Regions from separate parts of the Homo sapiens genome. Here region 2 is linked to region 1. A link is a loop called in an ENCODE intact Hi-C map of the cell type or tissue named here. Cell type or tissue: HCT116. All regions are shown on one strand. Each heading gives the region's core, and the rest is flanking DNA. Links, peaks and the distances in the headings are about the cores only.

Region 1 (15,656 bases), core at 4,937-12,936:
GCTCCTGCCACGTTTTCTTTCCGCTTCCTCTGCCTCCTGGCAGACCCTGCTGCTTCCCTGTGTGGCCTTTCATGGAGTGGCACGCCTGCTCCTCATCTATGAGTAATAAACTATCTTTTCAAAAGTAAGGAGGGCAGAACAAGTAGCACAGAGAATGGTGTGAGGAAGGTGATGTCCGGAAGACACTCGGCACAAGAACAGGAAGACCCAAAAGCTCTCAGCCTGGCCGTGGAGCAAAAGGCCAAACCCTACAAGATGAAATGCATCAGGTTTCATCCTGGAGTCTCAAAAAAAAAAAAAATCTTGCACAAGGATGTGGGGCCTGCAGGCTAGCAGCACCCGATGTGATAGACAAGAGAGCTTTAACTGATCATAAACCCAAGATAAGTCAACAGTGCAATGTGGCTGGTGGTACCCCCAGACCCCCCAAAAGAGTAGTATCATCTCAGGATGCAGAAAGAGAATTTTGTTGTCTAGGACAGTGTTTTTCAAGCGGCGGGTCATGACACATTTGCCAATTGTTAGTGAAATCAATTTGCAGAGTAAGAGCATTTTCCTTAAAGGGTTTCTTAAAGGAAATAGAATGGAAATGAACAGAAAAGAGGGCCACAAAAGAGAGGAGAATGTATCAGAGTGTGTGGTGAGCATAAGTAGAGGTAAGCATTAATGGCAGTTTGGTTTTGGTTGTGAGTGTGTGCTTGTTTGTGCAATGTGTGTGTGTTTGTGAGTTTGTGCTTGTTTGTGCAGTGTGTGTGTGTGTGTGTGTGTGTGTTACATAAAACCTAGATGGGCTGGAAGCCGAAAGGTTTGAAAACAGCTGATCTAGAATAAGGAAAGTGACAATCCTTCGCTCCTCGGCAACACAGGTGGATTCTCTTTCACTCTGGGCACCCTGCTTTATAAGGAAGCTACTCCAACTGGAGTGTTGTCTAGGAAGAGTTCCGGGTTGACATCAATGATGGCATACTCGGCCCTATCATGTGTTTGAGGTTGTGGGCTGTGGATTAAGGATTAGAAAGTAAATGGCTGAAGGAGTTGGGGCTGCCTCACTTGGGAATTAAAAGATTCTGGGACACCTATGAACCATCTTTGAATTAGTGGAAGGCTGTCAACATACCTGTACTGAGTTACCCAAGGGTGAAACCAGTGCCTGTAAAAGCTTCATGAAATTCATCAATATCTATGTCAGCAGCTCAACGTGCTTGGCTTCTTGGATCCCCTACCAACTCCTACTTGTCCACCTGCACCACTGCTCTTCCTCTGATTCTCAATTCACCCCTCCAGATCTTCCCGTCTCCAGCATCTCCAAGCTTGTATAAGGTCTAACGTGTACAGTAAATCCCTTATTCCATGATGCTTATAGTGACTCTGATTCCCTGAGCGATACACAGGCGTGGGCTAAGCACCCACAATGCTAAGGTGGGAAGTTGATTCTGCTTCCTCCCATGTACACAAACCACTTTGTTTCTGGAGTTTTCCAGTGTAACCTGAACACTCTGTGAGCATCTTTGCATTTTTAAGTGAGAACACTTTCTTAGGATACTGCTGTGAACTTGGTTTTATCCCTCTCTTTCTCTCAGCTTCTAGATGTTCCCTGGGCCACTCAAGGAGGCAGACCAGGGTAGTAGTTAAGGGTGCAGGTCCCGGATGATGCTAGAGTAGTGGTTAAGCGTGCATGTCCCAGATGTGCCAGGGTAGTGGTTAAGGGTGCATGTCCCGGTTGTGCCAGGGTAATAGTTAAGGGCACATGTCCTGGTTGTGCCAGGTTAGTGGTTAACGGTGCAGGTCCTGGATGTGCCAGGTTAGTGGTTAAGGTTGCAGGTCCTGGATGTGCCAGGGTAGTGGTTAAGGGTGCAGGTCCCGGGTGTGCCAGGGTAGTGGTTAAGGTGCAGGTCCCGGATGTGCCAGGGTAGTGGTTAAGGGTGCAGGTCCCGGATGTGCCAGGGTAGTGGTAAAGGGTGCAGGTCCCGGATGTGCCAGGGTAGTGGTAAAGGGTGCAGGTCCAGGGTGGGACAGGGTTGCCAGATTCACATAACCCATTCCCTGGTCCTAACACAGGGAGGTTTGGAGAGAAAGTCTTCTCCATCCACCTGCTTCTCACAACCTAGGAATTTATTCAGCCTCTTGGGCAGATCTTGGCCAGTGAAATCTGTCTTTCTGCAAAAAAAAAAAAAAAAAAAAAAAAAAAAAACAGGCCAATTTGAAGAAATGTTATCATCTTCAGCCTCACAGTCCAGCAAACACTGACTCTCATACTCCCAAAGGAGCAAAACAGGCTAGCAGGAAGTGTTGGGGAAAATGGAGTCATATGAAGCAAAGTCTCAGTTTCCTCACCATATAATGGAGAGAAGGACTACGGGTAATAGCAAAAGTTGTTAGGAGGATTACCTGAAGGAACGCTTGTAGAGTTCCTAGCAAAAGCCAGGCATTTGGAAGGGTTTTAGAAAAGGTGGCTGTGGCTGGGCACGGTGACTCACACCTGTAATCCCAGCACTTTGGGGGGCCGAGGTGGGCAGATCATTTGAGGTCAGGCAGCCTGACCAACATGGTGAAACCCTGTCTCTACTAAAAATACAAAAAAATTAGCTGGGCATGGTGGCGCATGCCTGTAGTCCCAGCTACTTGGAAGGCTGAGGCAGGAGAATCGCTGGAACCAGGGAGGCGGAGGTTGCAGTGAGCTGAGATTGTGCCACTGCACTCCAGCCTGGCGACAGAGTGAGACTCTGTTATAAAAAAAAAAAAAAGAAAGAAAAGAAAAGAAAGAAGTAAAAGTGGCTGCTACTAATATCATGTATCATCATCACTCCACTGATGTACTTAGTGCCAGGATAAGACGGTGTCCAAGAGCCTAATTATCTGGAATGGCATAGTTAGATTCAAGTCCCAGCTCCACATCTTCCTAGTTGTGTGGCTTGGGCAAGTTATTTAACCTCTTTCTCTGTGTCTCAGTTTCCCCATCTGTAAAATGGAGATGCCCTCAGTAACTCTCTCCCACCCAAGTAGCTGGGACTACAGGTTGTTGATAGGATTATACGACATGGCTGAGCAACGTGCTTCGCCCAGTGCCTGGTGGTTACTATCAGTAAGAGGTGTCCGTCCCTTGGTTTTGTTGGTAGTGGTAAAGCAGATGGAACCCAACCAGACAGCGAGGCTGCTCAGGAGCTGCGACTGCATCTTGCACAGGCTTTTGTGCCCCACGATGGCTAGCACTGTGCTGGGTTCACAGCAAGGGCTCAGTAAGCGTCAGCCACTGGCCCTCCTCCCTTCCCTCACCCTTCTAACTTATGCCTCTCCTGCCTTCTCCAGGGCTACCTGGAATGCCTCCAGCCCACTGCTCCCTCCCTTCTCTAAACTCTGATCACAAGAAAGATTCTGACCCCACAGTGCTGGGGCAACAGGCAAATGAAAAGCAGGTCTTCTCCAAGACCTTAAGGCTAAACTAGTCCCAACCTGTGCCCTAAAGCCACTGAAAGATAAGACTATGAGAACTACCAGTGCTGAAGCATCTCCTTCCTCTCCCCACTGGTATGGTGGGTGTTTCTTATGTTCCAATGTCTCATAGTCTTAAACTGTATCTTTCCAACATCTGACTTAATGTGTTAGAACCTGCCAGACAGATGGACCCAGGGTACAAATCCAGCCTCCTCCATGCACTGCCTTAGGGACTAGAGGCGGGTGCTCAAATTCTTTTTTTTTTTTTTAGAAGGAGAGACAGGGTCTCGCTCTGTCGCCCAGCCTAGAGTGCAGTAGCGAGATCATAGCTCACCGCAGCCACCAACTCCTGGGCTCAAGTCATCTTCCCGCCTCAGCCTCCCAAGTAGCTGGGACTACAGGTGCATGCCTCCATGTCCAGCTAATTTGTATTTTATTTTATTTTATTTTATTTATTTATTTTTTGAGATGGAGTCTCACTCTGTCACCCAGGCTGGAGTGCGGTGGCACAATCTCAGCTCACTGCAACTTCTGCCTCCCGGGTTCAAGCGATTCTCCTGCCTCAGCCTCCTGAGCAGTTGGGACTGCAGACACGCACCACCACGCCCAGCTAATTTTTTTTTTGTATTTTTAGTAGAGATGAGGTTTCACTATGTTGACCAGGCTGGTCTCGAACGCCTGACCTTGTGATCCACCCACCTCAGACTCCCCAAGTGCTGGGATTACAGGCATGAGCCACCGCACCCTGCCTACCCAGCTAATTTTTAAGACTTTTTTTCTCACTGTGTTGCTGAGGCTGGTCTCAAACTTGTGGCCTCAACTGATGATCCTGCTTCAGCCTCCTGAGTAACTGGGACCATAGCCACATGCTACCACACCAGGCTCAGATTTTTCAAGGCTCTGTTTTCTCCTTTGTAAAATGAGAAAAACAAAATGACTGCCCCCACTGGGTGGTTTTGGGGCCTAAACACACTGACCTTGCATGATGTCCTTCAGATACTCCTGGGATCTAAATTTCCATGCACTTAGAAAGAAACCAAGCCCACCATGGGGCTCACAAAGCCTAACTGGCTGTCCCTGCCTTTCCTCCAGCGTCACCCACCCCTCCCCATCCCGAGGCTCCAGTCACACCCACTGGCTGTCAGTTCCTGTCACTCACAAGCCTGCTGCTTCACTCTTCCCTCTGGCCTCTGCCTCTGCCGCTCCCTCTGCCTGGTATACTCTTCCCTGGAATTTTCAGCAAGCTGGCTCCCTCCTGCTGGTCCCTGAGGTCTCAACTAAATGCCATTATCCCTGCTAATCACACTCAGCCCACTGGCCACCCTCTATCACATCATGCCGCTTTATTTTATTTCCTTGATAGTGTTCCTTGTTTTCTCAAAGTGTTTTGTTTGCTTCCTCTTCATCTCCCATCATTAGAAAGAAGGCAGAGGCCATGAGCACAGGGGCCTTGCCTGTAAGCAGTGCCCAGCACATGGGAGGCCCCCAACAAATACTTGTTGGAGGAGTGGGAAAGGCAGGATTCAAACCCAGGCCTGACTCCAAAGCCCATGCAAAACCTTTGTAATCATAGACCACATTGGCCTAAAATTAGCAGAGACGTGCAGCAAGCCATCCAGAAAAGCAACACAGAGGCTAATGACTAGGAAGCTCCCCAGAGACATGCCTTCACCTTCCAGGTGGTAGAGGACAAAGGCAAAGCAGGGAAGAAAGAAAGGCTCTGGGTCACTTTACACAAATGGCTCAAGCCAGAAGCTCATGCTGCACCAGGCCAGGACATGCAGGTAGGTGCAGGTCACCAATGAAAGAGGATTCCAGCCCTGGCGGGACTGACACCCGAGCTTCATGACTGGTAAGATGCCATGGCCAACGCGGGGCTGGAGGTTCACATCACCCCTGGCACATCCACCTGTGGTGGTCTGCGCAGGAGCCAAGCGCAGGTAAGGCCTGCCATCTAGTGGAAAAGACACATTCTTCCCGTCTCACTGCGATCCTCTGCAGCAGGGCTGCTCGAATGTTACAGTGCATCCCCAGGGGATGTTGTTAAATTGCAGATTCTGATTCAGCAGGCCTGGAGGGGAAGCTGAGATCCCGAATTGCTAACGAGCTCCCAGGTAATGCCGATGGGATGCAGCTGGTCCCCAGACCACACCCAGAGCAGCCAGGGCCCACAGTGATTTCTGGAAAAAAAAATTAGCTTCAACTGAAACTGAGGGTTGGGAAGCCACAGCCCATGGGAAACAGGATTGAAGTTTAAGTCAAAGAACTCAGACTTGGAGGTGGGGTGGGCCTGGGAGGGCAGGGGGCAGTTTAGCGTAGACCTGCCAGGCGAGAGGCACAGAGAAGAGGAGGTGGTTCCCAGAACATATGCGACTCAGCAAGGATGATGCCAGCGACCTTGCTGAAAGAAGGCAAAAAACATCAAACACCATGAAACTCGGAGAACAGGCCCAGCTCACAAGGCAGATGCTACACAAGATGGAAGCTAGTGACAATAAAAACTCAAAAATACCCAGACAGGGCCTGGGCCCAGCTCTGCTCAAGCTGAGAACCACCCAACAACCCTCCTCAAGCAACCAACACCCCATCATTTGGGGCATTATCCATTCATTTTTTTTTTCTGCTATTGTTGTTGAGACAATTTATTTCTGTTCATTTTTCCTATTTGGAGATTTTTCTGTTTTTATTTTTCAAAAATTGCGGAAATGATATGTATTGCAATCAACCTGTGAAACGTAATGAAAACTACAGAGACACAACACAATCCCCCTCACCGCCACAGCCTCTTCACTCCCAATCCTGCTGCGATCCCAGTGTTTACAACCTGGTTGGTATCCTTCCACACCTTTCTTCACACACAGGTTATAAAATATACAGACAAAACTTCACACATAGGAGGTGTCTGTTGCTGTTGCTTATTTCTTCAAAATGAGATCATACTAAATATATTTTTACGCAACCTAACCCTTTCACTTAACCATAGATGTTCCTCTAGTTCAAGGACTGCCAAATGTTTTCAGTAAAGGCCAGAGAACAAATATTTTACATTTTGCAGATTGTACAAGCTTTGTCACAACTACGCAGTGAACTCTGCCATTGTATCACAAGAGCAGCCATAGATAATATATAAATGAATGGATGTGGCTGTGTTCCAATAAAACTTTATTTATAAAAACAGGCAGCAGGCCAGTTTGGCAACCTCTGCTTTACACCAATATCTGTAGCTCTAACCCATTGGTGTTTTGTTTTTAGTTATTTAGAATTTTTATCACAAACTTTTAAATAATAAAAGTATAGGAAGTATAATATACCTATAGAAAAGTGTATAAATCATAATCTTACAGCTTGAATTCTCACAAAGGAAATTCACCTGTGTAACCAGTTCCCATGTCAAAAATTATACTCATTTTCTCATTTTAATTCAGTCTTTTCTTTTCTTTTTTTTGAGACAGAGTCTTACTCTATCACCCAGGCTGTAGTGCATGAATGACCTGATCTCTGTTCACTGCAAACTCCACCTGCAGGGTTCAAGTGATTCTCGTGTCTCACCCTCCAGAGCAGGTGGGATTACAGGCATGCACCACCATACCCAGCTAATTTTTTGGATTTTTTTTAGTAGAGACGGGGTTTCACCATGTTGGCCAGACTGGTTTGGAACTCCTGGCCTCAAGTGATCCACCCTCCTCAGCCTCCCAAAGTGCTGGGATTACAGGTGTGAGCCACCGCGCCTGGCCTAATTCAATGCTTTCAACAACTACCTAGTATCACATAAAATGGGTACCCCTTCATTAGGCTGATGTTTTCTTTGCATCTCAAAGAAAACATCAATAAACATGCTTGTTCTAGATTTTATTTCTTTGCACGCTGGTGTTTCATTTTAAGAGAATAGATTCCCTAAAGGAAAACGTGAGAGTCAAAATGTTCATATGTATACATATTTTAATAGACATTGCTGGACCACTGTCCCCAAAGGCAGTCACAAGTCACAGCCCTGCAGGTCCCAGCAGTGCCCACTTCAATGCAATTCCCTAGACATTTGGGAGCAATGACCGCGCCCAGCACATCCTGAAGGCCTCAGACGCTGGCCTGGCCTTGATAATTCTCATGAGACTTAAATGACCAGGGAAGAAGAGAAGGAACACTGAATAGCAAGACGTCAGCTTCCCTACATCTCCTTAGGTCCAGTATCCCAAAACTTCAGTGCCTGAGACACTCACCTCAACCTAACAAGCTGATAGGCTTTGAAGGAAGGATGGGCAAGAGACCCTTCCCCTGGCCTCATGGGGTGTGCAGACAACTATCAGTAATACACTGAGAAAGATGATAGATGTTCCATAGACAGATATGATTTAACTGAACTTCTTCATTACAACAATACTAAAAAAAAAGCAAAATAAAGCAGGTGTATTGAGTTTTTAAAGGCATTTTGCTCTTCAATGAATACATAACAAAAAATTGTAAACAAGAATTTCCAATTTTCAAAGTTTCTACTTTACTGCATTATAACTCCTCAAAAAACAAACAAAAAAAATTGAACAACTATTAAGTTTCATGTCATCTAAGGGATTTTAGGTATAATAGACATCCCAATAGCCAGAGCTCATGAGTATGAGTGCAGTGTGTGGGGACATAAAGGCATTTCTCTGGTTCATACCTTCCCTTGGATCCTCAACAGCAGCTGTGACATCAAAAAAGAGAATTAATTTGATAAGGGTTAGAATGACAGTCATATGCATTTGTCAAAACTCAGCCATTGTACACTTAAGACATCACCGGGCACAGTGGCTCACATCTATAATCCCAGCGCTTTGGGAGGCCAAAGTGGGAGGATTGCTTGAACCATGGAGTTCAAGACCAGCCTAGGCAACATGGCAAAACCCCATCTCTACAAAACTACAAAAATTAGCTGAGTGTGGTGGCTCATGCCTGTAGTCCCAGCTACTTTGTAGGCTGAGGTGGGAGAATCAATTGAGCCTGGGAGGTCGAGGCTGCAGTAAGCCGTGATTACGCCACTACACTCCAGCTTGGGTGACAAAGTGAGACTGTCTCAAAAAAAAAAAAAATTTTGTATGTATCATTGTATGTACATTTCACCTCAAAAGTTAAAAAAAAAAAAGAAACCCTACAAGTAAATTTTGAATTCTATTGATGTTGGGCATGCTGAAGTGTTTGGGGGAAATCGAATTGGTGTCTGCAGTTTACTTTGAAATGTGTCAAAAATAAGACAGATTGATGGATGGAGAGCGAGATAGTTGGAAATGTGATTAAGCAAGTGTGGAAACGTTAACGACAGAATATAGGTGGTGGATAAATGAGTGTTTGCTGTAAAATTCTTTCAACTTAGTTCAAAATAAAGACTTGGGAAAAAATTACAAACCAATAATGTAAAAGGGAAGGGAGATCTACCAGAACTGGGCCCTATCTGTGTGTGACCTGAAGAAGTAACCTTTCTCTGGACCTCAGTGAGCGTAGCTGGTCTCTGCTGCACCTTCCATTATGAGCAATGACAGTACTGTGGTTTCACAAATTGGGGCATCTCCTGAGAGAGCCTCCGAGGAGGAATGGCTTTGAAGGCAGAGACTGCCCCCTAGTGGGCCCTCGCGGCCTAGTTTATAATAATTTTCTGTCTGCAATTGACGCATGGCTGGGCAATATTACACAAACCCCCATGACACAAGTTTACCTATATAACAAACCTGCACACGTACCCCCCCACCAAAGTTCAAATAAAAGTTAAACAAAAATAAATATTAAGCTATCTGGATTTTTTTTTCTTGTTTACATTGCCCTTTTTCTTCCCAATTCTTTTTTTTTTTTTTTTCCAAGATGGAGTCTCACTCTGTTACCCAGGCTGGAGTGCTGTGATGCAATCTCAGCTCACTGCAACCTCTGCCTCCTGGGTCCAAGCGATTCTCCTGTCTCAGCCTCCTGAGTAGCTGGGATTACAGGCATCCACCACCACACCTGGCTAATTTTTGTATTTTTAGTAGAGACAGGGTTTTGTCACGTTGGTCTTGAACTCCTGACTGTAGGTGATACAGCCGCCTCAGCCTCCCAAAATGCTGGGATTACCGACGTGAGCCACCACACTCAGCCTCTTTGGTACTCTTTTTCTTTTGATGTGTGGATGTCAGATCTTAAGAAGGATTTAAATATCACAATATTGGGAGTACCTAAGGCTGTCAGGGAGATGTTTCAGTCTAAAAAGTTTCTGTATAACACAATATAATGGTAAGAATATAGAATGGGAGTTCCAAAGAGAAACATTTAAAAAAAAAAAGGTTCTTTCTGCTTTCTTTAAGAACACTCCCAACTTTTGGGAGATAGATATGAGGATGGACATGGCTAAGCATTTGGAGGTGGCTGTAATGTAGATGGGAGTATAAATAATAGATGTCAGTTGTTATGTTGATAGGTAGATACTGAATTGAAAAAGCATTGAATAAGATATTGTTAGCTGGGTGCGGTGGCTCACGCCTGTAATCCCAGCCCTTTGGGAGGCTGAGGTGGGCAAATCATGAGGTCAGGAGATCGAGACCATCCTGGCTAACACAGTGAAACTCCATCTCTACCAAAAATACAAAAAAAAATTAGCCGGCCATGGTGGCATGCGCCTGTAGTCGCAGCTACTCGGGAGGCTGAGGCAGGAGAATGGCTTGAACCTGGGAGGGGGAGGTTGCAGTGAGCTGAGATTGCACCACTGCACTCCAGCCTGGGTGACAGCAAGACTCTGTCACACACACACAAAAAAAATTATTGTTGCATGTATGAACACGCAGGCTTCACAAACCTTGGGAGCATTTTACAACTCTGATCTGGACATTGTATTGCCTGATCTCATGACACCTATGGGCATCATGATGTCAATACGGTTTCCTGGGATACTACAAATCCCACTGCTCCATGTCTTTTCTACATTGTCCAGGGAACAAGGGTGGTCATGACTCCAACAAGCGGGTCTCAGTCCCAGTAACATTTGCTGTTGACGTTGGACCTGGTACTTAAGATTTTCTGCATGTTCTACCTCCCATGAGAATAATGGTATAAATTGGACAATCCGTTGACCTTCATTTCCTGACTTTAGGAGGCACTGATCTGGGGACCATCAGTGAAAGCCTTATATCTATCTATCAGGATCCTCCAGGGGTTTCTCATTCATACATACAGCCATTGAGCCCATAAATATTTAGTGATGCCCACCTTGCTAGGTGCTGGGAGTAGAGTGGCAAGACACAGTCCCGCCCTCATGGAGCTAATGCCTTGTGATGAGATGCAGACATTAATCAAATCCAACATAAAATCACCCCTTTCACAAGGCCAAGCTCAGGTTACCATGAGTGTCTACGAAAGGGGGAAGTTGGAGGAAGCTTATTAGATGGTAAAAATGAACCGAGATCGAGAGGAAGAGTTAATTGCTAGAAAAAGAGAAGATGGCAATGGCAAACATTCTAAACAGAACGCACAGATGTCTTATGGTGTGTGGCAGTCTGCAGAGGACCAAGGATTAAAAGAAAGGGGGAGGAGACAGTGAATAAAGAATGAGATCGCCATGTTAGATTTAGTCTGTTATAAAGACAATGGGAAACCATTGATGGGTTTTTAAAAGGAGGAGAACTGATCAGATTTATTCTCATCTTGACCTGCCAAAACACTAAGAACAGATATATGAGCTCAATTTCAGTAGCCAGGCAAGTTAGAAAACCTTTGACCTCTAGAGATGCTGAGATTTCCAAAGAACATATGACACTCAGGGCAAACGGCAGTGTCCTGGGCTGATGGTCAGTGGAAAATCCTAATACTGACCATGCTTCTTGGGTCTGGATGAGGTGGGGCCATTCCACAAACACCACAAGGCCACTTCTGGCCTGGCACTGCTGGGAAGGACCCCGCACAACCTTTAGTGCTCGCTCCTCTCTGATCTGTCTTGCCAAGACCAAGGAGGAGGGGGCTGGAGTCCCAGCAATGAAACCAGGAAGACAGTCAGGAGACCAAGGGAAACTTGAGTGTGCCAGATGCTGTTGGACCCTGCCCAGCTCCCCTCCATGCTGGCCAATGCACCCATCCCCTGGGTGCTGTGTATGATGGCTGTTAATGGCTCACAGTTACCCCTATGTCCAGATAACTGTCCTCAACTGCACAGAAGCCTCCTCACCTGGGAAGTTACTCTACCTTCCCACCTCCATCCCCAGCAGCCTACAGCAGTAACTGACTATATCAGCCAGCTCAGGCTGTCATAACAGAATACCATGGACTGGGTGGCTTAAACAACAGACATTTAGGCCGGCACAGTGGCTCACGCCTGTAATCCCAACACTTTGGGAGGCCAAGGCGGGCGGATCACTTGAGGTCAGGAGATTGAGACCATCCTGGCTAACATGGTGAAACTCCGTCTCTACTAAAAATAAAAAAAATCAGCTGGGCATGGTGGCACGTGCCTGTAATCCTAGCCACTCGGGAGGCTGAGACCGGAGAATCGCTTGAACATGAGAGGCAGAGGTTGCAGTGAGCAGAGATCATGCCACTGCACTCCAGCCTGGGTGACAGAGCAAGACTCCATCTAAAACAAAATAAAAAGAAAAAAAGAAAAAAAGACATTTATTTCTTCACAGTTCTGGGGGCTGGGAAGTCCAAGATCGAGGTACCAGCAGCTTCAATTCCTGGTAAGGACTCACTTCCTGGCTTGCAGACGGCCACCTTCTTGCTGTATCCTTCCTTTGGTGGAGACAGAATGATCTCTCTTTCTTCTTCCTCTTAGAAATCCACAAATCCCATTATGAGGGCCCCACCCTCACAACCTCATCTAACCCTAATTACCACCCAAAGGTCCCATAGCTCCAAATACCACCACACTGGGGGTGAGGCTTTAAGATACAAATCTGGGGGAGACACAAGTCATCCCACAGCACTGACTGACCTGGAACACGACAGAACAGCCCCCTTGCCTCAAGATGGGACTGACTGTGCTACAGTGTTTGGTACAAAATTCCACCAGATACCAGGCTGAAGAAGACTTCCACGGAGACCACACTCTCGCCAAGCTTTTTCCCTGCCTGAGGAAGGAAGCATGGTTCCTTCACTTCTCTTTTCCCATGAGCAGCCCAATAAATCACTGGAACAAAATCCCCATCTTGGCTCTATTTTTAGAGAACTCGGCCACAGCATCAGGGCTCTCTTCTATCATCCATCAATCAACAAGCCCATGCTGAGTACAGGCTGTGCCCAGCATGGTGTATGGGCAATTGCAGGGCATTGTGACATGGGGCCAGAGGCCCAGGTGCTCACCCCTGCTCAGCATGTGACATTGGTCAGGGTGTTCAGCCTTGCTGAGACTTCGTTTTCCCTTCCATGATGGCAACAACGTGCCCTTTCCCGAATGGTGTGATATCAAAGTATTTGGAAAAGCACAAAGTGCTATTAAACTTCTTTATACATTTGCCTGCTCTGAACATCCCAAAGAAATGAAATCCTACAATATGCCAGGGTCTCACTATGTTGGCCAGGCTGGTCTTGAACGCCTAGTCTCAAGCAATCCTCCTGTCTTAGCCTCCCAAAGTGCTGGGATTACAGGTGTGAGCCACCACACCTGGCCTTTTTTGTTTGTTTGTTTTTCTTGTTTTTGTTTTATGAGACGGAGTCTTGCTCTGTCACCCAGGCTGGAGTGCAGTGGTGCAATCTCAGCTCACTGCAACCTCCACCTCCCAGGCTCAAGTGATCCTCCTGCCTCAGCCTCCCAAGTAGCTGGGATTACAGTCGTGCACCACCACACTTGGCTAATTTTTTGTATTTTTAGTAGAGATGATGTTTCGACATGTTGCCCAGGCTGACTCCTGAGTTCAAGTGATCCACCCACCTCGGTCTTCCAAAGCGCTGGGATTATAGGCATGAGCCACTGTGCCTGGCCTATTGTTTTTTTCTTTTTCTTTTCGTTTCTTTTTTTTTTTTTTTAAACGTCTTGTCTTAAGCCACCCAGTTTGTGGTATTTTGTTATGGCAGCCACAGCAAATGGATACACCTCCTATCAGTGTGTCCTGAGAAGCGGGGGCTTGTGATCCAGGTTCTCAAAGTTCACAGCATATCTATGATTAAGGGGGAAGACTTTGACCTTGAACTTGAAGAAATATTGTACTGTACCACATCAGAACAAAGACTCCCTAAGGAATGCCCATAGGAGGTGCCCTAGCCAAACCACAAAAGGAATAAATACGGTGGAGGGCATAGAGAAACGAAACGAAACTAAACTAAACAAAAAAGTAACCTACTATATAGTACTTTTGAGTCAAACAGACCTAGGTGAGGAAATGTGTTTTCTGATGGGTAGAATGATAACTTAACTCATTTGAGTTGTTGAAACAATGTAAATCAGATACTGCCTGTAAGTGCTTTTCACAATGATTAACACATTTTAAAAACTAAACACATCTTAGCTATTGTTTTATTATTATTGCAAATGGTGTGAGCTCTTGGAATATAACTTCTCTGAGCCGTGGCTTCTTTGTTCATAAAACAAGAATAATAGAAGGTTGGGCGCAGTGGCTCACACCTGTAATCCCAGCACTTTGGGAGGCCGAGATGGGCGGATCACTTGAGGTCAGGAGTTCTAGACCAGCCTGGCCAACGTGGTGAAACCCTGTCTCTACTAAAAATACAAATATTAGCCAGGCGTGGTGGTGGGCGCCTGTAATCCCAGCTACTCAGGAGGCTGAGGCAGGAGAATCGCTTGAACCCGGGAGGTGGAGGTTCCAGTGAGCTAAGATGGCGCCACCACACTCCAGCCTGGGCAACAGATGGAGTCTCCCTCTCAAACAAGAATAATAGAGATTTCACAATGTTGTGAAGGTGGAAAGAGATAACACGTAAGGTTTAGAGCACTGCACATCCCATGCGGCCCATAAATGTTGGCTGCCCGCAGTCATGCTTTGGAACGAGTGTATTTCCCACAGAATGACACCAGAGGGAAGCAGAGTCTCATATTTGTCTCACCAGCATCGGGAACCTCAATCAGTGGGGAAAACTGGCTTCCCTTGAACCTGAAACTGCGGGATTTCCCCTGGGGCCCCCAAGCATCACACTGGGAGGCAGGCGACCACTTGGAGGAAAACATAATGCAATGGATTGCACATTTTCTAAAATCTCACTGGGCTTCACGAAATCTCAAGTTTAAAAGAATTATATTGTACAGGGATAAGTATTTTTCAGCTTTTACACAATCTACGTAAAGCCCCTCCGCAACCCAGGGCTCAATGCATCAGAGCTACTGAACCAGTCTGAGGCCTCAGAAACACTAATTTTTGCAAAATTAATCTCTTCCATGATCAATTTCCTGAGTTACCAACTCATAAACCCTTATTTATATTCATTAGATATATAAAGTCCACAGTAGTTTGTCACTAGCCTTTGAGAAGAAATTCCTGCAAAGTTTTAGCTCCACTCCCAGCCAGCTCAGTGCTGGTTATACCGGGGCTTATGGCTGAGTATTCCTCAAGCCAGTGCTGCTGAGTTCCAATTTTGCTTGAACTTCCCATATCAGAGCCAGGTATGTCTTGAATGCTGGGATACATGAGTGACAGCCCCACCACCACCACCACCACCACCACCAGCAGCTCCTCCTCTCACTGCATCTCCCAGGAGACTGTACCATCCTGCTTTCTAATTATCATGAAATATTTTAGACATGCAGAAAATATAGAGAATAATAAAATTACAGCATAGCCACCATCAGGTTCAAGAAAGAAATATTTCAAATATGTGGAAAGCCCCTGAATTGCACCCTCCAACCCTCCTCCTTCCCAAGATATTATATTCTCCAAATCTGGGGTTTATCATCAAGACTCCATTTTTCCTGCTGGAAAAGTTTGCGGAAGAAGCAAGCTTCCCTTCTCTGCTATCTGAGTAAAGGAAATGCAACTACCCATCCCAAAAGATTACTAAAAAAGAGTGGGAAATGAGAAGGAGAGAAGGGAAGTGGAGGATCCTGAGGAAGTTAGAAGTCCAAGGAACTCAGACGTCTCCTCTCTGAACCCAAGTCAGCCTGGGGTGCTGATGGACGAAGCTTTGAGGGTGTACAGTTTCTAAAGATCCCCCTGCTGCAGGGAGGGGCTGTCATGGGCAGGGCATGGGGCAGAAGCAGTGCCACACCCCCTCCCCGTCCCTGGACTGCCCCACCCCTCCACTGGACTGCCCCACCCCTCCGCCACCCTCCCCTTCTCAATCACACAGGTCAAGCA
Region 2 (15,656 bases), core at 4,771-12,770, 370 kb before region 1:
AAAATCAGGTTATGAGAGAAAGAAGAGGAATTCTGTTGGGGAGCAATAAAGGATTACTAGGGAGAATGAATGGATCCAGGAACAGAGATTAACTTGTAAATAGTTCTCTTGGACAGACATTATTTTGTGAAAGGTCTGTTCTGGTATGCTTACGTTTTTGATCTTACAGGGAGGGGAAGAAAAAAATAATTATTCTCCTCAGTAAACCCAGATTTTAGGTAGATAAGGGAATTTCAACTTCCTCCTGTGTTTTGGAAGAGACGATGGGGTTGGGGGTCAGGGAAGGTCAGAAAAACCTTGAGACTTATTCAGTTCAGCATGTCAAAGTGCTGTGTTTTGGGGTATTGGTTTCTGGACCCCAACATTAGAGAACACAGAAGGGAAAACAAATTTTGGGGGAGCTAAAAGGGAGAAGGGTAAATGTCCAAACTCTTAGCTCTTGTTTTTTTTGGGGGGTTGGGGGATGGAGTTTCAGTCTGTCCCAGGCTGGAGGGCAGTGGCGCGATCTTGGCTCACTGCATTGTCCACCCTGTGGGTTCAAGTGATTCTCCTGCCTCAGCCTCCTGAGTAGCTGGGATTATAGGCACCCACCCCCACGACCGGCTAATTTTTGTATTTTTAGTGGAGATGGGGGTTTCACCATGTTGGCCAGGGTGGTCTCGAACTCCTGGCTTGAGGTGATCCTCCTGCCTCAGCCTCCCAAAGTGCAGGGATTACAGGCATGAGCCACTACGCACAGCCCAAACTCTTAGCTCTTAACAACTCCGTCTGTTACTGAGTAATGGGCTTGCTGCCGGATGCACATAAAAGCCAATAAGATGGCACTGACTTTTGAGAAAAGTCAGGAAGGAGGCAGGAGGTGTGACTCAAATCTGTCTCCCCAGTTTGGAGTCTGGGCAAGTTTTAAAGGGGTGGGAGAGCAAGGGAAAGGATTGTAACTGAACTTAGTTTTGCGCCACTCACTGCTTGAAAGCTGAAATTGAAGAGACAAGCTTTTGGTGAGAAAGAAAATTAGCTTTATCTGAGAAGCCAGCAATGAGGTTGAGGTTGGGGGGAGGCTAATGAACTCATGTTCAAAGACCACCTCTCCCTAAGTTGTGTCTCTGGATCAAGGATTTTTTTAATTAGATGGAGTCTCACTGTGTCACCCAGGCTGGAGTCCAATGGTGCCATCTCAGCTCACTGCAACCTCCGCCTCCTGGGTTCAAGTGATTCTCGTGCCTCAGCCTCCCAAGTAGCTGGGATTACAGGCACCCATCACCACGCCCAGCTAATTTTTGTATTTTTGGAATAGATGGGATTTCGCCATGTTGGCCAGGCTGGTCTTAAACTCCTGACCTCAAGTCATCTGCCTGCCTCGTCCTCCCAAAGTGCTGGGATTACAGGTGTGAGCCACCAGGCCTGTCCTGGATCAGGGGTTTTTAAGGGAAATTAGGAGAGTGCAAATGGTGATTAAAACATTCTTGTGAAATGTGTACAGTCTCAGGTGTGCAGCTGATCACTGCTTTCTTGGTCAATGTCTTGTGGCCTTCTGCTGGTGTTCTTATCAGGCCGTTCTTATCAGGCCGATCAGCCAGTTCCCAGAGTTGTTGGTCAGCATATTATCTTTTATCTCTGTTTCTTTTTTATCTCAGATCCTGTTTTCCTGAGGCTGTTTTTAATGAACAATCTACAAACTCAGGCAAAATAATAATTATATTCACTTAAACAAGCTTTGCTCTAACATGGAGTCAGTACTGTTATAGTGTCGGGAATGTTGGCTTGGCAGAGTCTGATTGGAGGTCTTCAAATTTGACCATTTACAGTAAGGTATGTTCAAGCAAATTTCAGCACTGGATTTTCCTGGCCAACAGACCCCTTCTGAGAAGGGCTCAGAGGAACCTTTTCTTCTGAAAGGGTTCCAGCATTCAGGTTCTTCTCCTGGGCTCTGGACATGTCTATCTTCTTGGTTCTGCAGGGAGGAAACATTGGTTTTGGGTATTGTTAGAGGTCAATACATTTTCTATTGCATGCCTGGGCTACATGACTTGAATTTTGGTTCTCTTAGACATAAAAGGTAACCTGACAGTGAATGTTCTGTTATCAACAGAGTAGGGCCAGTTTGGGATGCTTCTGTGGTTACATCTCCATGCTAAAGGCATATAAGGCCACTGATACCTGTTGAGATGAAGCAGGGGTCCCTCTTGGATGCCTGCAGACACACCCACCCTGCTCCCTGCCAAGCATGGAAATAAAGGAAAATCTTGAGTTCCATCAGCGGAAATTCTAAGAGCCCAGCTTGCCCTGAGAACGAAATAAACAACTTGATAGGCCAGGTGCGGTGGCTCATGCCTGTAATCCTAGCACTTTGAGAGGCTGAGGTGGGCAGATCACCTGAGGTTGGGAGTTCAAGACCAGCCTGACCAACATGGAGAAACCCCCTCCCTACTAAAAATACAAATTAGCAGGGTGTGGTGGCGCATGCCTGTAATCCCAGCTACTTGGGAGGCTGAGGCAGGAGAATCGCTTGAACCCAGGAGTCAGAGGTTGTGGTGAGCTGAGATCACGCCATTGCACTCCAGCCTGGGCAACAAGAGCAAAACTCTGTCTCAAAACAAAAGCAAAAACAAAAAAAAGCAACCAACTTGAGAAGCAAGAAGGTAATAGTGAAGCCGTTTTTGCCAACATTATAACAGTGAGAAAATTATGACAGTGAAAGAGATATGACCTATTAATTCTATCTTGCCTTTCACCTCCAAACTGCCCTTGATCATTCCTGGGCATGGGTTAAGTTAACTTTGGAGGAAATTTAGTTTATAGTTTAACCTTCAAGCAAGGATGGTAATGGCCCTTCCCCAAACTAAACCACCAAACTAATGAAAGCCCACAAGGTTAGGATTATGAGAGGGGCCTAAATTCTGCTAAGATGTAGGCATAGTTAAATAGTAACCAGCCATTCTGGAGGTCACAAGATTTGTAACTTCCCAGTTACTCTTGTAAATGACATTACTATTGTATTAGGTTGGTGCAAAAGTAATTGCAGTTTTTTGCCATGACTTTTAGTGAAACTTAGAACCTAAGATTGGCCTTTTGAGACATCTTTTCAGAGTTTTGCATTTCTGACTACTGGCTGACTCCATCCAGACCCGCTATTCATGATTCAACCGGTCCTGTGGCCCCAGCCCAGAAGCAGACTCTGCATAAGAGAACTGTTTTCCACAGGCGTATGATTGCATCCCCAACCAATCAGTAGCACCCATTCCCTAGCCCCCACCTGCCAAACTGTCTTTAAAAAACCCTAGCCTCTGAATTTTTGGTGAGACTGGTTTGAGTGATAACTCCAGCTCTCCTGTGTGGGCCAGCTGTGTGTCAATTAAACTCCTTTTTTATTTTTTATTTTTATTTTTGTCTGTAATGTCATGGTCTCAGTGAATTGGTTTTGTCTGTGCAGCAGGCAGGAAGAACTCATCAGGCAATTGCAATAGTAGCTTAAAACAATAGCCAAGGAATTTAGAATCACAGGATGTTTGGTTTCACTAAATATAACATCAAGTCCTGAATTCCTGGATTGTTTTTCAAAAACCCAGACCCCCACTGAATGGATCTGCTGGCACATAGACCTCAGAGAAGGGAGAAGCAAGGACTGAACTCTGATCATCATTCTTTATTCTAAAGTTCTTCCTGAGGGGCCTGGAGGAGGTCATGCCTATGAGCCAGAGCCAACATTCTCTTTCGCTGACTTCAGAATTTAAACCAAGCCTCTCTTCCTTAACCAATTACTAATCAGAAAATCTTTGAATCTGCCTATGACGTGTAAGCCAAGATATCCCACCCTTTTAGGCCAAACCTATGCGTAACCTTCATATGTTAATTTATGATTTGCCTACAATTTCTGCTTTCCTGAAATGTACCCCTGCCTTTAAAAACCCTTACTTGGCTGGGCACAGTGGCTCACACCTATAATCCCAGCACTTTGGGAGGCCAAGGCGGGCAGATCACCTAAGGTCAGGAGTTCGAGATCAGCCTGGCCAACATGGTGAAACTTCATCTCTACTAAAAATACAAAAATTAGCCACGTATGGTGGTGCACACCTGTAATCCCAGCTACTCAGGAGGCTGAGGCAGGAGAATCACTTGAACCCAGGAGGCAGATGCTGCAGTGAGCCGAGGGCACGCCACTGCACTCTAACCTGGGTGACAGAGCAAGACTCTGTCTCAAAAACAAAAACAAAAACAGAAACGAAACCCTTACTTGCAAGCCAGTAGGGAGGTCAGGACTTTGAGAGCTGCTTGATTCTTCTTGCTTGGGGCCCTGCAAATAAACATCCTCCTTTCTCCTGCTGCAAACCTGGGTGTGGATGTGACTGCACCAGGCGAGCGGACCCCAGTTCAATTCCATAACTCTGTTGGTCTTATATATAGGGAGGAGATTAAGAAAAAGCTGAGCAATGAACCTCCACCTAAATTCTTGAATATCCTGCTTGATTAGCCTCACTCAGTCCCTCTAGGTTCAGAGGAAAATGAAAATGCCAGAGGAATTCTTTTTTTTTTTTTTAGACAGATTCTTGCTCTGTCACGCAGGCTGGAGTGCATGGCACAATCTTAGCTGACTGCAACCTCTTCCTCCCGGGTTCAAGCGATTCTCCTGCCTTAGCCTCCTGAGTAGCTGGGATTACAGGTGCATGCCCAGCTAATTATTTTGTATTTTTAGTAGAGATGGAGTTTCACCATGTTGCCCAGGCTGGTCTCAAACTCCTGAGCTCAGATGATCCGCCTGCCTCGGCCTCCCGAAGTGTTGGGATCACAGGCGTGAGCCACTGCACCCGGCCACCAGGGGAATCCTTTATTGCTGACAGCAGACTCCAATGTCACCCCCTTGTTGAGTCAGCTGATGTTCATGTGAATGCAGAGCACGTCACTTGCCTCAAGTTGGTAAAACCTACATAACCCACCTCAGGCCTCCTTCTTGTATATCCTACTCTGGATCCCCCTTGGTCCTCTACTTAGGAGAAGGCTTGGACCCGTTCCTACCCTGCCAGTGGTCTGGGATCAGAGAGAACTAAACCAAGATTGGGCTCCATAAATAAGAATCCTAAGAGAAAAGACAAATACCAAGAGAATGCTGCGGGAACTTCTTGCCTTTTTCTTCTTCATGCAAAAACACCACCCCACAACACGCAAGAGCTGTACTACCCTGATGCACCTTGTGTACTACCTTGGTGCACAAAACTGTTCCTCTTAGGCTGTGTGTGTCTGTGTGCATGTGTATGTCTGTGCCCTGGAGATGGGACTGGGTGAGGGTGTTGGTTGGTGGCACTTACAATACAAACATCCCCTCCATAGTTTGTTCTCCTTTAAACTGAATTTGGTTTCACAAATGTGATGTGGCCAACTAATGACAGTGGTGTTGTAGTCACCATCAGGAAAGAAAATCCTACCTGTGGCTTTAGTCATTACAGTTTAGTCCCACTATTTTCATTGTCTATGGACAATGAAAAGTGATCACTGGTTTTAACGTGGAGCCTTTGATTTTCATTTTCTAAATTAAAAAATATTTTTTGATTCAGCAGATGAACTGTGACACACTCCTTAGCAGATTTCAACTTCTATGGCCATGGCCATCATCCTGAACATGGAGGCTTTAAAAATGTCTTGGCTGGATGCGGTGGCTCATGCTTATAATCCCAGCACTTTGGGAGGCCATGGTTGGAGGATTGCTTGAGCCTAGGAGTTCAAGATCAACCTGGGCAACATGGTGAGATCCCAGCTCTACAAAAAATTTAAAAATTAGCTGGGCATGATGGCAAGCGCCTGTGGTCCCAGCTACTGGAGAGGCTGAGGTGGAAGGATCACTGGAACCCAGGAGTTCAAGGCTGCAGTGAGCTATGATTGTACCACTGCACTCCAGCCTGAGTGACACAGCGAGACTCTGTCTTTTTTTTTTTTTTTTTTTTTTTGAGACAGAGTTTCCCTCTTGTTGCCCAGGCTGGAGTGCAATGGTGCGATCTCAGCTCACCGCAACCTCTGCCTCCTGGGTTCAAGCGATTCTCCTGCCTCAGCCTCCCGAGTAGCTGGGATTATAGGCATGCACCACCATGCCTGGCTAATTTTGTATTTTCAGTAGAGATGGGGTTTCTCCATGTTGGTCAGGCTGGTCTCAAACTCTCGACCTCAGGTGATCCACCTGCCTCGGCCTCCCAAAGTGCTGGGATTACGGGCATGAGCCACGGAGCCCGGGCCGAGACTCTGTCTTTAAAAAAAAAAAAAAGAATGTTTCCTTGACACTAGCCCCAAAAGCTGCTGAAAAAGTCAAAAGGATGTGTATAAATTAACTCCAAGGCCACAGTCTTCCTGGACCCAGGATCCTCCCTGAATTCATAACCATCTCAATGGTGCTCAGTTACAGTGTCCACTTAGGCCCTACAGAGAGGGTTTAATATAATAATGGAGGTTCAAACCACACAACACTTGAGACATAAAATTCCTTAGACATGGCACTACTCACTTTTACACTATGAATTTCTTTTATCAGTTTAATCCTTTGTTCCTCCAGAGCAATTAAAGCTCTCTTTTTACTTTTGTATTTTAAATACAATGGGAGGTGGGGGTGAGGTGGGGCAACCCTCCAGGTGTATTCACTGGCTGGAACTTGGGTTCTTTCTTCCATCCTCAGAGCAGAGATTCTCAGCCCAGACTGCACATTAAAACCACCTAGAAGGCTGGGCGCCGTGGCTCCCGCCTGTAATCCCAGCTCTCTGGGAGGCCGAGGAGGGTGATCACCTAAGCTTGGGAGTTTGAGACCAACCTGACCAACATGGAGAAGCCCCATCTCTACTAAAAACACAAAATTAGCTGGGCGTGGTGGCGCATGCCTGTAATCTCAGCTACTCGGGAGGCTGAGGCAGGAGAATTACTTGAACCCGGGAGGCAGAGGTTGCGGTGAGCCGAGATCGCACCATTGCACTCCAGCCTGGGCAACAAGAGCGAAACTCCATTTCAAAAAACAAACAAACAAAAACAAACAAACAAACAAACAAAAAAACCCAAAAAAGCCACCTGGGGGCTTGGAAAAAAAAAATCACCAGGCTCTATCCCTAAAGATTCAGGTTTCATTGGCCTGGGGTCTCTTGGGTATGGAATAATTTTAGTGAGTGTTCCTTCCACGTCACCTGGAGATTTTACTCTATATCGCTTGTAGAGTAAAATCCCCCTCCTTTGCCTGTTTATTGATGTTAAACACACTCTTGGGGTCCCTAACTTCATGGCCATCACCTAGGCTTTAGAAACATCCCAATCTGGGTGAGAAGTGGCATGTAAGGAGGAGCATGGGTATTGAAGACTAATACCATTTGCCCACCCCCAGACCCGCACCCTGGCTCCTCATCTGCTTCCGGGTGAGCCTGCCTCAGTCCTACAGTTAAGCGAAACTTGAAGCCTCCCAGTGTGTGACTGAGTTCCTTCCCAGTGCTGGGATCTGTCCAGTGGTGTGCTGGGGCTGGCTTATAGGGATGATTGTTAAATTTCCAGGGTTTTTGAAAGCTGGCTATTAAACACAGCCATTATTAAAAATCAAATTTTATAAACTTATAATTAACTAAATTATATTTTGAAAGGTAATAAATAATTGAATTGCTTCCTAATAATTTTGTTGTACTATTATCTATACTTTTTTTTTTTTTGAGATGGAGTTTTGTTCCTATTGCCCAGACTGGAGTGCAGTGGCACTATCTCAGCTCACCTCAACCTCTGCCTCCCGGGTTCAAGCGATTCTCTTGCCTCAGCCTCCTGAGTAGCTGGGATTACAGGCATGCACCATCACTCCCAGCTAACTTTGTGTTTTTAGTAGAGAAAGGGTTTATCCATGTTGGTCAGGCTGGTCTTGAACTCTCAACCTCAGGTGATCCACCTGCTCAGCCTCCCAAAATGCTGGGATTACAGGTGTAAGCCACCACACCCAGCCTATTAACTATACTCTTGAAGTCCATAAATACATACATATAAAGATGTCTATGTATCTCTCTCTATAACATATATGATATATTTAGTATATATCTACATAAATTTTGTGGCAATACTATATAATGGGGTGCTACTGAGCATCTGTTCCCAACTTGCAGGTCACCATTCAGTGACAACATATTGGTGTAGCTTAAAATCAGCCACAGTTGAATATTTACACCATGGTAATCAGATAACACTTTGAGTCTCAATCAAAGCAAGAACTGATTGACCATTTCTCTCTTTTTTTATTAGATGTCTAGACTTTAGAAAGTGATAGAGAAAACTTTAATAATGCAGAAGAAATGTCAATGTGTGTTTTGTCTGTAGTGGTTATGTTGTGAATGGCAGAAAGCATTGTCAAATCATGACTGAATTGTAATCATATTAACTACATATACAAGAGTTCAGCAAAATTCAACAAAAGCATTCTGTAAGAATTCAGCGGCTATGCGTAATTTAAGATGAAGAGCATTTTCATGCTTTATAGTTATTTTTAAAGTGTGTGATACACATTCTTTTCTTTTTTTTTTTTTTTGAGACAGGGTCTTGCTCTGTTGCCCAGGCTGGCATGCGGTGGCACCATTACGGCTCACTGAAGACTCCAACCCCTGGCTCAAGGGATCCTCCCACCTCAGCCTCCCAAGTAGCTGGGAGTACAGGCATGCAACATGACACTTGGCCAATTTTTAAATTTTTGGTGGGGATGGGTTCTCCCTATGTTGCCGAGGCTTGTCTTAAACTCCTGGCCTCAAGTAATCTTCCTGCTTCAGCCTCCCAAAGTTCTGTGATTACAGGCATGAGCCACTGTGCCTGCCTTGCTACACATTCTTGATATCAATACAGTTCGTAATAAACATACATATGTAACTACATGCGTGCCTTTTTCCCCCTCAGAGACACCTGTTAAACATTTTCTAGCACCACTGACTCTGGCTGCCCAAGAAGGCTTTGGCCAAAAGGAGTGCTGCGCAGTAATGCCACCTCAACTTCCTGTCAAGCTGAGATTCCCACTTTGCGAAGGTCCTCTCCTATGGCGGGAACTGTGCTTCTTCCACCTGGGACTTTGCCCCAAAGTGCAGTTATTAATAGTTTGTTATAGAGAGACATCCTCCCAGGAGCTGGCCACCCAGAATTCCTGCCTCCTGTGCACACTCATTTCTCTGTGCCAAATCACCCAATGTGAGATGCATCTTGGTGCAGGAAAGAAACAGGTAATGATGACTGGCATCCTGCGCCCCTGAGTCCTCAGCCTCCTGCTCTCTGCTGGATGTCAAGAGAATTGCATTAGAGAGATGTTCACTCCAAGCAAAGCATTCTCTAAGAAATGTTTCATTACGTCGGGCCTCCAACGATCTCCTTTAGAACCACCCAGGCAACATGTACATTACTGGACCTTACCCAGGGAGAGTCTGCAATTTTAACTGCCCCATTCATTCACTTATTGAGTGCCTGCTGTTTGTCAGGCACTGTTCTAGGCTCTGGATGTGCCAGGGAACAAAACAGACAATGATCCCTGATATGGTTTGGATCTGTGTCCCTGCCCAAATCTCATGTCAAATTGTAATCCCCAATGTTGGAATTGGGGCCTGGTGGAAAGTGATGGATCATCGTTGCCACCCTGCTTTGGCATTGTTGTGGCAAATAGTGAGTGATTAAGTTATCACGAGATCTGGTTGTTTAAAAGTGTGTAGCACCTCCCTCCTCTCTCCTCTTTCTCCTGCTCCAGTCATATGAGACATGCCTGCTTCCCCTTTGCCTTCTGCCATGATTGAAAGTTTCCTGCCAGGCGCGGTGGCTCATGCCTGTAATCTCAGCACTTTGGGAGGCCGAGGCGGGCGGATCACGAGGTCAGGAGATTGAGACCATCCTGGCTAACACGGTGAAACCCCATCTCTACTAAAAATACAAAAAATTAGCCAGGTGTGCTCGTGGGCGCCTGTAGTCCCAGCTACTTGGGAGGCTGAGGCAGAAGAATGGCGTGAACTCAGGAGGCAGGGCTTGCAGTGAGCCGAGATTGTGCCACTGCACTCCAGTCTGGGCGACAGAGCGAGACTCTGTCTCAAAAAAAAAAAAAAAAAGGAAAGTTTCCTGAGGCCTCCCCAGAAGCCGCTATGCTTCCTGTACAGCCTGCAGAACTGTGAGCCACTGAAATCTCTTTCCTTTTTAAGTTACCCACTCTCAGGTAGTTCTTCATAGCAGTGCGAGAATGATCTAATACAATCTCTGTTTGCACGGAGATTATAGTTAATGATGGCCAGGCGCGGTGGCTCATGCCTGTAATCCCAGCACTTTGGGAGGCCGAGGTGGGTGGATCATCTGAGGTCAGGAGTTTGAGACCAGCCTGGCCAACATGGTGAAACTCCATCTCTGCTAAAAATAGCCATGCCTAGGCCAGGCGCGGTGGTTTACGCCTGTAATCCCAGCACTTTGGGAGGCCAAAGCGGGCGGATCATGAGGTCAGGAGATTGAGACCATTCTGGCTAACATGGTGAAACCCTGTCTCTACTACAAAAAAAAATAATAAAATAAAAATTAGCCAGGCTTGGTGGTGGGCGCCTGTAGTCCCAGCTACTTGGGAGGGTGAGGCAGGAGAATGGCGTGAACCTGCGAGGTGGAGCTTGCAGTGAGCCAAGATTGCGCCACTGCACTCCAGCCTGGGTGACACAGCGAGACTCTGTCTCAAAAAAAAAAAAAAAATAGCCATGCCTGGTGGCATGCAGCTGTAATCCTAGCTACTCAGGAGACTGAGGCACAAGAATCTCTTAAACTTGGGAGGCTGAGGTTGCAGGGAGCCAAGATTATAGCCAGTAAGGAAACCCCTAATAGACAAAATATTTAAGTAAAAATATATAGTATATTAGCTAGTAATAAGCACTAGGCAGAAAAATAAAGCCAAAAATGGGGGAAAGAGGTATGAATATGACATTTGAGCATACATGTAAAGACCTAAAGGAAGTCTTTAGAGTGAGGTGACTTAGAGTCAGCCTTGCTGAATATTGTGGGGAAAAGTGCTCCTGGCAGATGGAACAGCAAATACAGCAGCCCTGACCTGGGAAGAGAAGGAAGCCAGTATGGCTGAAGAATCCTCAGAAGATTCTTTTGCACACAAAAATCGAGAACCCAGGCCAGGCACAGTGGCTTACGCCTGTAATCCCAGCAGTTTGGGAGGCCAAGGTGGGCGGATCATGAGGTCAGGAGTTCGAGACCAGCCTGGCCAAGAGACCAACCTGGCCAATATGGTGAAATCTTGTCTCTACTAAAAATACAAAAATTAGCTGGGTATGGTGGTGGGCACCTGTAATCCCAGCTACTCAGGAGGAGGAGGTGGGAGAATTGCTTGAACCTGGGAGGCGGAGGTTGCAGTGAGCTGAAGATCGCACCACTGCACTCCAGCCTGGGCCACAGAGCGAGGTTCTGACTCAAAAAAAAAAAAAAAATTGAGACCTCCAGGTGAGCAAATGCCACTAACTTTTTCATGTAGTCTATTATCCTCTGCACGCTGATGCTTTCAGGCCCTTCTGGATCCTGGAACCAGGTTCATCCATGTCTTTCGGTAAGTGTTTATTGAGCTCTTATGAAGCGTCTGTGATACTGAGACGGGATTGTTCCCTTGACCTTGACCCCCTTGTGGGCAGAAACTGGAGGGGCTCGTTTCACTCAGCCTGCAGTCCATGGATGGCTAAGTGTTAACGGCTCAGTGAAGGGTCAGGGTGACAGCCTCCTGCACCTGCTCTTCTTGGCACCCAAGTTGTTCAGTGTCCAGGAAGAATCAGGTCACATGATCTATTTGAAGGGTAGTGTATGCAGAGGATTTTATTGGGCAATTAAAATGGCTCTCAGTAGGATGGGGAATTAGAAAGGGGATGGTGTGGGAAGAAAATCTTTCCCTGGAACTGCACTGGCTGAAGTTAGCTGAGTCTATCCGTAGCCGCCGACACTCAGCTGCATGTATCCCTGACATTCAGTGGCTTGCATCCCTGACCGCTTGCATTGGTTGCTTCTGTTGCTCTGCCAACTGAAGCCTTTTTATGGGCACAGGATAGGGGCATGGTAGGCCAAAAAGGCAATCATTTGAGCAAAAAAATGGAGTGGGCTGTTTTCACTTAGGGCCAAGTTTCCAGGCTCGAGGGTGGGGTTTAGCCAAGAGCCGTTCTGTGTCAATGTGATGAGGCTGAAAATTTTTGACTTGAGACCATGTTCCTGCTTCTTTGCCTGTCAGCCCAAGATCCTCTGACTCCTACTGGGTTTCATTCTTTGGTTCTTTGAATCTTGAGTTATGAGTCCACCACCACCTCCAAAACTTACTTTAGCTATCCCTTGTTCTCTGCTTATGGCCACAGGATAGCTTTATGTTTCACGGTGAGTAGGTCTGTACAAACCTACCCATAAAAGCTGAGGAAGCTGAAAGGCCAAAGAAAGAGGATGACAAATCTAGTTTTTGAGAAAGAAACATTTAATAGGGACTTTTAATAAACAGGAGCCATGTCTTGGATGGCTGTGAGATGAGTTGGTGGATCCTGTACCATTACACTCAGACCCAGAGCTTATATACCACAGGAAATTTGCCAAAAGGCAGGATTTATGGCAAGCATATGTTTATCATAACATTAAGGTTGTTTTGACCTAAGGGCAGGGTTTGCTGTAAGTACATGCTAACAGTAGATAAAGTAGAGATCTTAGGGGCTGATATGGTTTGGATATGTGTCCCCTCCAAATCTCATGTTGAAATGTGACCTCCAGTGTTGGAGATGGTCCTGGTGGGAGGTGTTTAGGTTATGGAGGTGGATTCCTCATAAATGATTTGGTGTTGGCCTTGGTAATGAGTGAGTTTTTGCTCTATTAGTTCATGTAAGAGCTGTTTGTTTAAAGAAGCCTCTTTAAGAAGGCTCTCCTCTTTCTCTTAATTCCTCTCTCACCACGTTACAAGCCTGCTTCCCCTTTACCTTCCGCCATAATTGTAAGCTTCCTGAGACCCTTGCCAGAAGCAGATGTTAATACCATGCTTCCTACACAGCCTGCAGAAATGTGAGCCAAAATAAATCTCTTTTCTTTATAAGTTACCCAGTCTCAAGTATTCCTTTATAGCAATGCAAAGCAGACTAATACAGAGGCATTCCCAGAAGTGGGGCTAATCACAAGTCAACCTGGCAAATTAGCATCCAAGATGGAGTTGCTTTAGACTGCATACTTTAGTTTCAAAACAGGGGTCCAGCTCCTGGAACCTCTGTCCCATTGGGAGGCCCAAATCCCTCCTTGGCCTGCCAGGGCCTTACGGAGATTGAGTTTAACCTTAGATATATTGAGTTTGAGACCTCTTGGGGGGTCTCCTAACACATAGAAGGATGTGTACAGCAGGTCATTAAGTTGATAGGTCTGTGACTCAGAAGGGAGAGCGGGGATGGAAAGACTGATTGAAATCACCACTAGCATTTGTTGAAATGCCTTCTGTCGGCTAGGCTGGTGATTGTCAACCCTGGCTGCATATTAATACTGCCTAGAGAGCTTTCAAAAATATCAATTTAAGGGCCCCACTGCAGACCAATTGATGCAAATCTCCAGGGGTGAGGCCCAGGCATTAGTATGTTTTAAAATCTCCCCACGATTCTAATAAGCAGGTAAGGTGGAGAACCACTGTGATCAGCAATGGTTTATATTGGTGATTCTCAACCTTGGCTGCAACTTTGGGTTGCCAACTGGGTTTCCAATCCTGTTGGAATCACCTAGGGAACTTTAAGAAGTATTGCCACCTAGTTCCCATCCACAGAGATTTGGACATATTTGTTCTGGGTGGAGCTGGGTCAGGGGATGTAACCAAGGTAGAGAACCTCCAAGCTAGGTGCTGAACACCTAGGAGAAGATTACAAAGCAGTACTAGAAATCATCCTCCCCACTCAAGGATCTCACTACATCATGGAAGGCACCATTAAAAATGTTAGCTATGGCCATCTTCTCTCTTGTGCCTTGTCCTAGCTCTGAAAGCTCAAACTCTAATGGCCTATTTTGATGACATCCTCCGTCCTGCTGACTCTTCTACCAAACTCATCCCAATAGTGCTGTTTGACCTGTTTGCCTTTCCTGTCCATCAGTCTTTCCCAAGTGACTTCCTTCCTAACTGGATTCCATAGCCTATCCCTCCCATGACACCCTCACTAGTCCCCCAAATCTTTTGTCTCCTTGGCTTTCTGTCCCTCTAGCCCACACTCCCCTTATTATCCTTATTCAGTTACCAAATCCTATGGATCCCCCTCGTTCTAAATATTGCTTGGATGAGTCCATTTCTCTCCATTCCTACTGCCACTTTTCTATTTCAGTACACCACCATGAACTTAGATGCCTACTGCAATCTCCCAAATGGCTTCTCTCAGTCTGGCCATGACCCTCTCTAGTCTGTTTGCTGCAACTAGAGTGACCCGCTCAATATGCAATTATTAAAATTTCACTTTTTGAAAATGACATGCAACAGGCCGGGCGCGGTGGCTCATGCCTGTAATCCTAGCACTTTGGGAGGCTGAGGCGGGTGGATCACAAGGTCAGGAGATCGAGACCATCCTGGCTAACACGATGAAACCCCATCTCTCCTAAAAATACAAAAAACTAGCCAGGCGTGGTGGCGGGCGCCTGTGGTCCCAGCTACTCAGGAGGCTGAGGCAGGAGAATGGCGTGAACCTGGGAGGCAGAGCTTGCAGTGAGCCGAGATCACGCCACTGCACTGCAGACTGGGCGACAGAGCAAGACTCCGTCTCAAAAACAAAAAAGAAAAAGGAAAATGACATGCAACAATATTTACTCTTCTGGTTGTACAGGTCTATGAATTTTGACAAATGCATCTAGTCATGAAACCATGACCAAAATCAGGATACAGAGCCATTCATCACCCCCTCACCCCAACCAAATTCAATCATGCCATCAGGTTTTCATCAACTTCTATTCCCACTCATAATTCCTGGCAACCACTGATGTATTTTCTGTCCCTATTGGTTTGCCTTTTCCAGATTGTCCTATAAATGGAATCATATACAGTATGTAGACTCTCTGGCTTCTTGCACTTAGCATATTGCATTTGGTATTCATTCAAGTTATTTTGTGTATCAGTCATTTGGTCCTTCTTGCTGCTGATTAGTATTCCATTGTGTGGATAATCCACAGCTCATTTAGCCATTTTTGCCAGTTGAAGGACATTTGGGTCATTTCTAGTTTTTGGTTATTATAAACAGATCTACTACAAATATTTGTGTACAGGTTTTTGTGTGAACACACATTTTCATTCCCTTTGGTAAATATATAGCAGTGGGATTGCTGGGTCATGTGATAAGTGTATGTTTAACTTTATAAAGAACTGCCAAATTGTTTTGCAAAATGGCGCTGCTATTTTGCATCTCTACCAGCAGCGTATGAGAGAGAGTTCCAGTTGCTCCACATCCTTGCCAAAACTCACTATCGTCTGTGTTTATAATTCTAGGTATTCCAATGGGTGTACAGTAGTATCCCATTTGCATAAATTGCACATTTGGTCATGCTCCTTCCCTGCATACAACTGTCTGCAACTCCCTGTTGCTTTTAGGGTTGACCCCTAATTGTTTAGCATGACTTGAAAGAGCCACTTGCTGGGTGAATTACCACTTGTCTCCCAAGCCCAGGTGTTGCCATCCTGTGCCCCTTTTGCATTCCATGCAATG

What was found. A loop is a pair of places that touch in the nucleus more often than their neighbours do. Peaks named below come from ENCODE experiments on the same cell type or tissue, not always from the same donor. Only the 100,000 strongest peaks of a DNase experiment are listed, where the experiment ranks them.
Region 2: it touches region 1 in a loop (4-fold over the local background); 2 of 110 quality-filtered maps call a loop at or near these places.

Annotation. Positions count from the first base shown.
Region 1 is chr16:24,035,583-24,051,238 of GRCh38, reverse strand. All of the region lies in intron 5 of PRKCB (protein kinase C beta), which reads right to left. Among named protein-coding and RNA genes, the nearest start is that of MIR1273H, 160 kb to the left of the region's middle. In HCT116, for the core only: CTCF peaks have their summits at 5,386 (motif pointing left) and 9,012 (motif pointing left); a DNase peak (open chromatin) is centred at 8,998.
Region 2 is chr16:24,402,826-24,418,481 of GRCh38, reverse strand. No RefSeq gene overlaps it. Among named protein-coding and RNA genes, the nearest start is that of RBBP6, 130 kb to the left of the region's middle. In HCT116, for the core only: a CTCF peak has its summit at 9,232; a DNase peak (open chromatin) is centred at 9,261.